2 separate regions of the Homo sapiens genome follow, and region 2 is linked to region 1. Evidence: read pairs that join two places in POLR2A ChIA-PET (ENCODE). Cell type or tissue: A673. All regions are shown on one strand. Each heading gives the region's core, and the rest is flanking DNA. Links, peaks and the distances in the headings are about the cores only. Region 1 overlaps LOC107984604 (a long non-coding RNA gene). Region 2 overlaps DCLK1 (doublecortin like kinase 1).

Region 1 (4,396 bases), core at 312-4,311:
GCCTACTTTCTTCACTTCCTCACCTCCCATTCTCTCTCATGAGAGTTTTCACTTAACTGCGATTAGCCTACTGGAAGGTGCACAAATCGCAGGTATGCAGCTCAATGGATTATCACAAAGTGAACACACCCTGTGCCAATACCCAGGTCAAGAGATGGAACACTGTCCACACCCCAGAAACCTAGTTCTTTCTTCCGACTACCACTGCTCCCTCTTTCCCAAAGACCATTACTATTATTCCTTTTAAAACAACACATTATTTTACCTATTTTGAAAAATTGCTTTGGAATCTTTCTTGCTTTTCTTTCTTTCTTTCTTTTTCTTTCTTTCTTTCTTCCTTCCTTCCTTTTTTCTTTCTTTCTTTCTCTCTCTTTCTTTCTTTTCTTTCTTTCTTTCTTTTTTTTTTTTTTGATGGAGTTTTGCTGTTGTTACCCAGCCTGGAGTGCGGTGGTGCGATCTCAGCTCACTGCAACCTCTGCCTCCCAGGTTTAAGTGATTCTCCTGCCTCAGCCTCCCGAGTAGCTGGAATTACTGTATGTATTTCTCTGTGCATATTTTCTTTTGCCCAGTGTGATGTTTGTGAGGTTTGTTCAAGTTATTACACATAGCAGGGACCAGATCGCACAACATAAGGACTTTTTCATTTTTGTGGAGTGAAGCCCTTGGGAGGTTTTTAACAGAGGAATGACATGGTATGATCTTTGCACTGAAAGTTCACTTAGCTGCTACCTTGAGAACAGAATGTGGGTTGGGAGGTGAGGTTGAAGAAGAAAGCAGGGAGACTGGTTAGGAAGCCATTACAACAATCCAATCACAGTATTAAATTCTCTGGCTTTAGAAAGAAAAGACATTTTAGGTCAGTCCCTCAGTGGAGCTAAATCAAAGCAATAATAAACCGAGTTCACTGTTGGACCTGCAATAACTAGGCCAGCTATCACAATTTAGGCCCAGAAAATAATTAACACCTCCTCAACAAAAATAGCCTTTGCAAACAACTGTAATTTTCAAAATTAAAATAGAATAATATATGGCTGAGAATAAACAGAAGCTTCAATATTTGGAAACCTTGGGTCTTCAAAGTAATACTTCATCAAACACAGAAAGCATTTTCAAGGCCAGAAAACCGAAATAATTTCAGGCCTTGGGGGAATGACAGGGTGGTAACGACTCATCAAAAGCAGACTGGTAGGCAGGGCGAAAAGTATGGGTTGCCTGGATATAAATAATTGGAAATACAGGGATGCCCTACCCTGCTGCAAGATTTTCCTTTACTATTTACATTCTTTCTTGTTATTCTTAACACTTGCATCATCACAAAGGTGTGTTTTCTTCGTGACAAGTATTTTTACATGACTCAGTTGAAAGCTGAGATTATGTGTGGTTGATTTTTCATCCATGACTGCACATTTGTCTTGATCTTAAGAATTCCCAGCTTTTTGAAACGAAAGTTTTAACATTTTTGCTCAGATCCACATATTTGATTCCTTGTTGGTTTTCACAGCACTCTGGGCAAAAAATGGGACTGAAAGTTGGTGTATGTTAAATCTAAGAGCATGGCAAATAATGCTGGACCACGGCTCTATTCAATTCTATAATTTATCTAGGGGAGTGGCCCCATCCCACGTGCCCTTACCCCAGTGGAAAAGTCTGGCTGCCTCATACGATATCAACATCAAAAGATTAGCGTTGTATTGAATATAGTCTCATTTATTTACCAGTTAAGATCTATTGCCAATGCATTTATCTGGGAATCTTGTTTTAGCTTACTTTATTTTTCGCTTCTATCACCTTTGAAAGAATGTTCCCCTTTGGAGCAAAAGTTTTCAAAATAGTTCATACTGGTCTCCAACTCCTCTCTCAAATTCTTTGTTAAACCCACTCCAACAGCCTTTTGTCTTTAATATAGCCTTGTCAAGGCAACCAAAAACCTGCATATTGCTGTGCCTACACCAGCCGTGCAGAGTGTTTATTTTTCCTACCAACCTTCTGAAGATAATTTCTTTGCCTGTATGTTCTGACCAAAAAAAAAAAAAGTGATTCAAAAGAGAGTTTGAAGCCAGGCTGGGTGTGAAGCCAGTAGTGCAAGAGCTTTAGAGTCAGACAAACCTCCGTTGAAGTGCGAGCTGCATCACCTACTAGTAGGTGACCATGAGCAGTCTCCCTGACCCCTCTTGCCTCAGTTTCCTAATCTGTGAAAATGAGGAGTTAACAGAAGCTGCCTAGCAAGGCTGTGGGAAAATGAAATGAGAGAATGGGCCTGGCACATGGTAACCATTTATTATGCATTAGCTGCTATTATTATTGTCGTTGATACTGTTCTCATCTGAGGCCAGTGGGAGCAAATAAGTTTTATGCCAGGAGATTCCTCCCCACAAATCCTCTTGGGTAAGCAGCTGCCTCTGCTGCTTTCTCAGGCTGCTTTGTTTGACTTCCTGCCTGCTTGAGGCATAAATCAATAACTTTGATGATAGCCACTGCTCTTGTGTGTGAGATGAGGCAGGAGGAAGGAAGGTTACAAGAGGGGGTGATCACTGGAAAAGACTAATGTAAGTCTATAAACTCAGCACCCCACAGATAGAGGAAATGCTCCCAATAAATTGGCCTCTGTCTATACATCTGGATAAAATTAAAACAATAAGCTTTATTTTAATAAGATCATAAAATTGCAAGCTTTGCAAAAGCAGGAGCAACGTCCTCCATTTCCTCTGAGTCCTTCCACACTGCTGTCCTTAGGTAGCTAAGCCAGCAGCCTTCAATCTTTTTCTTTTTCTTTTTTCTTTTTTTTTTTTTTTTTTGCTGATTCACAAAAGTGGATGCCACTTACATGAACGATCACTCTTGTGGGGATGCCCAAGATTCTGTGAAATTCCCAACACACAAGCAGCAATTCCTCCCTGTTCTCTCTCTTGAACACAAGGGAGAATGACAAAAATAGAGGGGTACATTTTAGCTAGCTCCAATTCACTTGGGAAAAAAATACATAATTTGTGAGCTTATCTTTATTGTTAGTCATATGTTTCTTTTGACATCTCACACTGTTCACCTTCACCATTTCAACAGGCATCCATTTCAACAAGCTGTCATCAAACAGTGGTGCCAGGGAGCTACTAGGAAATGGGATGAGGAGAGTCTGGGATGTCTGTTGGTGCTTCCCAACGAGTGTTATGGGCCCTCTGTTTTCAGGTGGACCTTCCTGCAGGAGCAGAAGATTTCTTGCTAAAGGGAGTGTAAAGGTCTTTTCCTTTCTATTTAGTGGATCAGAACCTGCATAGAAACAGAAATGAAATGCTCAGGTGGGAGCAGTGATTCTCAATGGCTGATGTCCAAGACACAAAAGGATAATCACAATGTTTTTATGATATCAACTTCTGAAAATCATGTTTGGCAATTTTTTCCTGAATAACAGACAATATGAAGAAGACCCAAAATGTTTATAAAGGGGAGATTTCGGAGTGGGATCTGTTTCAAGTCAAAGGAGAAAGCAGTCAGGCAGCTTGGGGGCCAATTACAATATTGGGTGAAAGCCACTGGGTTAAAGAGAAGGCTATGGGGTCACCACACAAGACAAAAACTGAACTGTTGATTCCCTTTCCCACCATTCCTCTCCCTTTCTTTTAGCAAATGGCAAACCCATTCGTCACCAAGCCAGAAATCTTTGAGTCATTGTCTCCTCTCTCTCTCTCTCATACTCTCCATTTGATTGATCAGCAAATCTTGACTTTCTGAGTTTCAAAACGTCATCAGTACCTGACCACTTCACTCCAGTGAAGGACAGTACTCATCCTGGTCCAGGCCACCAATATCTCTCACCCAGGTAATGGCCTCCTAACTAGTCTTACTGCTTTCACCTTCCCTTGCTCAATCTGTTTCACGTAGTAGACAGAACGGTCTTTTTAATGTTTAAATCAGATTATGCCATTTCTTTGCAAACCTCCAATGACCTCTCATCTCATTCACAGAAAAGCAGTCTTTACTATGAGTCTATGAGACCTTTTAGGACCTCAGTCCTTGCAACCTGTCCAACAACATCATCTCCAACAGCTCTTCCCCTCTGTCACTCAGCTCATTGACAATGGTCACCTGGGTTTTACTTGAACAACCCTACCTCAGGGCTTTGCACTCGCAATTCTCTCTGCATGAAGTATTTTCTTCCAGGAATTTGCTTGGCTAACTTATTTAATCAGTTCATCATAGGCCTCATTATGAAAGAAGCTTTATTCTTTTTTATGGGCAACTTGATCATTGGCATCTGTTTCAGCAGTCAATGACTGTGAGCAAATTGGCAATGTCAAACTCTGCAAAATTTCGAGATTTTTTTTAATGACCTAAAATAGAGAGTTTATTATCTCAGAAATTTGTTAAGGTCAAATTTTTTGTGTATTATCCTCAGCGCATG
Region 2 (4,396 bases), core at 155-4,154, 130 kb after region 1:
CTGTTGTTTATGGGAAATACCATTCCTCACCCATCCACGTTCCCCTGTTACTAGGTCCCAGCTACTGCCTTACAGAGAAGGTGATGTTTCATATTTGCTTGCTTGTTTGTTTGTATTATAAGGAATTATTCTTAGCGATGTTAAAAATGATTCTTTCCCATGCAAGGAACTTTTAGACACCCAAGTTTACACTCTGCATTTGCGATAAAAGGAAGTAGGAAAGTGGAGCAGGAGCAAAATGCAGAAGACACCAAAAGAACCTTTGCAGAGAGAGTGTCCTGCCAGGGCATCGACGGCCGCTCCCGGGGCAGGAGCTGAGTTAAGTAGAGCCCCAGCACTACTTTCCTTTCCTGATGTGGCTCAAGGGATCATTGCAAAAATGGACTGTCCCCTATTGGAACATAAAAAGGCCAAATCAGAGTCCATTTGACCTATATCCTTTAAAACTGCACAACTGATGGCGGGTGGTGGGGTGGGGGTTGTTAGAAAGCAGTTCTAAGAGCCAAACCGAATGGCATGGCATGAATCTCAAATTTATTTCACTATGATTACAAAAGCAATAGCTACTTGGATGTAAAAGAAAAACTGGGCTGGGCGCAGTGGCTCACGCCTATAATCCCAACACTTTGGGAGGCCAAGGTGGGTGAATCCACCTGAGGTCAGGAGTTCGAGACCAGCCTGGCCAACATGGTGAAACCCCGTCTCTACTAAAAATACAAAAAATTAGCCGGGCCTGGTGGCAGGTGCCTGTAGTCCCAGCCACTCGGGAGGCTGAGGCAGGAGAATTGCTTGAACCCGGGAGGCAGAGGTTGCAATGAGCCAAGATCATGCCATTGCACTCCTGCCTAGGCGACAGAGCAAGAATCCGTCTCAAAAAAAAAGAAAAAAGAAAAAAAAAGAAAAGAAAAAGAAAAAAGAAAAAGAAAAACTGATTTGTAGAAACATAATACCTAATTTACAGTTGACAACCCACTGTGGGGTTCTAAGCCACCCAGGGGAGTGAAAGAAAGATTAATGAATGGTTTAAAAGGGGCCTGCCCCACAGACCTGTCCCCTTCCCTTTTTTCTCTTCTCCTTCCACCTAAAGTGTTGAGCTGCACATCCAGTCTGACCTCCACTGCTGAGACCTCACGTCTATCAGGTGGGGCCTAGCAGGGATCTGGGTGGGAGGTTCAGTCAGATGCAAACAGCAGCCAGCTGTGTAGAAGCCACGTGCAAAGCAGTTCCTCCTGCGCTGACATGACAGCCACGCGTTTCAACAACAACCACAACAAATCGCATAGGGGATCAGAAGACCATGCTATTCCATTTTACACTAACCACTTACCAGCAGCCTCCCAGGAAGTCATCAAATACGTCACTGTAAATAATACTGAGGATGTCAAAATTCATCTTTACAACTTAACAAATGGTACTTAATTATCTAATAAGAATAAGGAACCTTTTTATATTGTCAAACGTATTACCAGGAAATAATTTAAGGCCTGCTGGCAATAAAATCACAGGACTGATCTTTTAAAATCGCATTTGATGACATATGTACGAACACATACACACATATATATGTACGTACATATAATTTGTGTACATATATATCTAAATAAACCCCAATCCTTTGACACCATTACCACTGCAGAGTTCAAGCTACTTGGAGCCGTGTTATAGAAAAGCAAAATACTTTTGAAGCTCGTCTTTTTTTGTGTGTGTGTGGTTGATATTGGACCCAGTCCATGAGCCTCACAAGAAAAATCACTCTTTTGTGCTTAAAACTTTTTAGCCTAAATGGAATTATCCAGTTTGATCACACACATTATTTGCTAATTTGATTTTGGCTATTTTCCAAAGTCAAATCCAGATTCAAAGGATGATGACTCACCACTATTTCGGGTTTTTGAGGAAATGGGCCCAGGCTGTGAAGGGCTGAAACTCCAGAGACGGAGTCTGAGCAATCACTGTGGTGCTGGGAAAAGCGTAGGAGTGAGGACTGTTTTGTGTCATCTTATACATGGTTTAGAAATAAGTCCTGTGGCTTATCAGTTATACCTGCAGAACACAGGGCAATGTTCTTTCTTCGAGTTGCTAAGGGAACAATGCCTCCCAAGACGCAGAGGTCTGAAATAACAAGGTGCTGGGCCGGCATTGTGGGAAGTGTGGCTTGGTGAGAGCACAGCAATGAGTGAATGGGATGGGAGCTGATCAGTTGGGGAGATTCCCTGGGACCTGCCTCTCTGCTGCAGGCAAAAAACCTGAGAAACGTTTATTCTATTTGTTCTGTGCCCTATATCGATAACTTTTCTCTGTTGAAAAAGTTTGCTTTGAGTATAATATTTATTTTTAGTAATGTACTGTCCCCAAATTTGAATAATGAAGATACTGTTCCCTAATGGTCAAGTACTATCCAGACTCAGTGTGTTAAAAAGAAATGGGTCAGGCATGGTGGCTCACGCCTGTAATCCCAGCACTTTGGTAGGCTGAGGTGGGTAGATCACCTGAGGTCAGGAGTTTGAGACCAGCCTGGCCAACGTGATGAAATTCCATCTCTACTAAAAAAAAAAAAAAAAAAAAAAATTAGCCAGGTGTGGTGGCGGGCACCTACAATCCCAGCTACTTGGGAGGCTGGGGCAGGAGAATTGCTTGAACCCAGGAGGCAGAGGCTGCAGTGAGCCAAGATCGTGCCACTGCACTCCAGCCTGGGCAACAAGAGCAAAACTCCGTCTCAAAAAAAAAGAAATGAGGAAACAGAAACAAAGCAAAAGACCATTGGTTAGCTAATCACTCTTGAATGTTTGAATATGAGCTCTTACAGAGTGACAGTGGGGTTCAGACAGGTGCATTCTTTTGGTCTGAATTAGATACTCAATAATGAAACAATCTGGTGATTGTTTAACACTGCTTCATTCAACGTTTGCAAGATTTTGAATGGGTAAAGCCTCCCTTGGACGTGCTCTATTTTCAAGCAACTAAAACTCATTAATGAGTTCCTGGCCTCTGCGTTTGTAGATCTGGGTCAGTGGCTTAGGTCCATGCTGTGCTCACTGTGTTATCTTGGACAAGTTACTTAACCTTTCTGAACCGTGTGTGTAAAATTAGGTTAATTGTTTTTGCTTCCCAGGGTTATTGTGGGGGTTACATGAAATTTAACAATTTGTATAAGCATATGACAATATCTGGCATGGAAGAGACCTTCAAATCCAATAAGAAATGGAATGTAGGTATCACTAAATATCACATGAACATTTTAAAATGTTATTTGTAATGAAAATTCTGTGGAACAGATCTTGTTTTTCCATTGGTTTCTAATACATAATGGAGATAAACTTTAACCAAAATACCCCAAATAGAACTGGGCCTCCTAATAGTCCATCGGACTCTCTTGAGCCTTTCCTTTGCTATGATTGTGTCTCAAAATCAGGTTCTTTGAGAGCACTGGGATTCTGCTTGTATCTCAAAAGTAATACACAATTGCTTTGTTTAGTAGAGTCTAGTATTTAACATTAAAAGTGCATTGAATTTACCTTGGCACCATGCTAATACAAATTATAAGGTAATGGAACGTTATGAGATACGTGTATTCATTCAGCAAATATTGTCTGGTTCACTGCAAGACACTGGGGAATGCAATAAGGAAAATAAGACAGACCCAGTCTCTCCTGCTGTGACGCTGATAGAAAAACAGACTTCCAATGGATAACCACACAAACACATGTGTCATGTCATGTCACTATGACTCATGTTACAAAGCAAATGTATATGGTGCCGTGAGAGTGTGCAATAGAGTTGAATCTGACCAGGGAGGTCAGGGAAGTGATTCCTGAGCTGAGGACTGAAGAAAGAGTAGGTGTCACTGTTACCGGAAAGAGTCCCGATCCAGACCTCAAGAGAGGGTTCTTGAATCTCGCACAAGAATGAATTCGAGGTGAATCCATAAAGAGAAAGCAAGTTTATTAGAGAAATAAAGAAACAAAAGCATGGCTACTGCATAGGCAGAGCAGCCCCAAGGGCTGCTGGTCAGCTATTTTTATGGTTATTTCTGGATTACATGCTAAACAAGGTGTGGATTATTCATGAATTTTCTGGGAAAGGGGTGGGCAATTCCCGGAACTGAGGGTTTCTCTCCTTTTTAGATCATACAGGCTAACTTCCTGATGCCATGTCATCTATAAAATGTCATGGCACTGATGGAATTTTCTCTTAACATGCTAATGCATTATAATTAGCATATAATGAGCAGTGAGGACAACCAGAGGTCACTTCCATTGCCATCTTGGTTTTGGTGGGTTTTGGCAGGTTTCTTCATCACAGTCTGTTTTATCAGTAAGGTCTTTGTGACCTGTATCTTGGGCTAATCTCCTGTCTCATTCTGTGACTGGGAATGCAGCCCAGTAGACCTCAGTCT

The links. ChIA-PET counts read pairs that join two places held together with the same protein. Peaks named below come from ENCODE experiments on the same cell type or tissue, not always from the same donor. Only the 100,000 strongest peaks of a DNase experiment are listed, where the experiment ranks them.
Region 2: POLR2A ChIA-PET joins it to region 1 with 5 read pairs; 2 of 35 experiments call an interaction of 5 or more read pairs at or near these places.

What each region holds. Positions count from the first base shown.
Region 1 is chr13:36,155,744-36,160,139 of GRCh38, reverse strand. LOC107984604 (a long non-coding RNA gene) reads left to right here. Exons shown (of 3, transcript XR_001749822.1): 3 at 3,061-3,227. Among named protein-coding and RNA genes, the nearest start is that of DCLK1, 27 kb to the right of the region's middle. In A673, for the core only: no CTCF peak of the experiment used is centred there; a DNase peak (open chromatin) is centred at 2,519; H3K27ac peaks cover 1,514 bases.
Region 2 is chr13:36,028,636-36,033,031 of GRCh38, reverse strand. All of the region lies in intron 3 of DCLK1 (doublecortin like kinase 1), which reads left to right. Among named protein-coding and RNA genes, the nearest start is that of DCLK1, 100 kb to the left of the region's middle. In A673, for the core only: no CTCF peak of the experiment used is centred there; DNase peaks (open chromatin) are centred at 1,311 and 1,891; H3K27ac peaks cover 469 bases.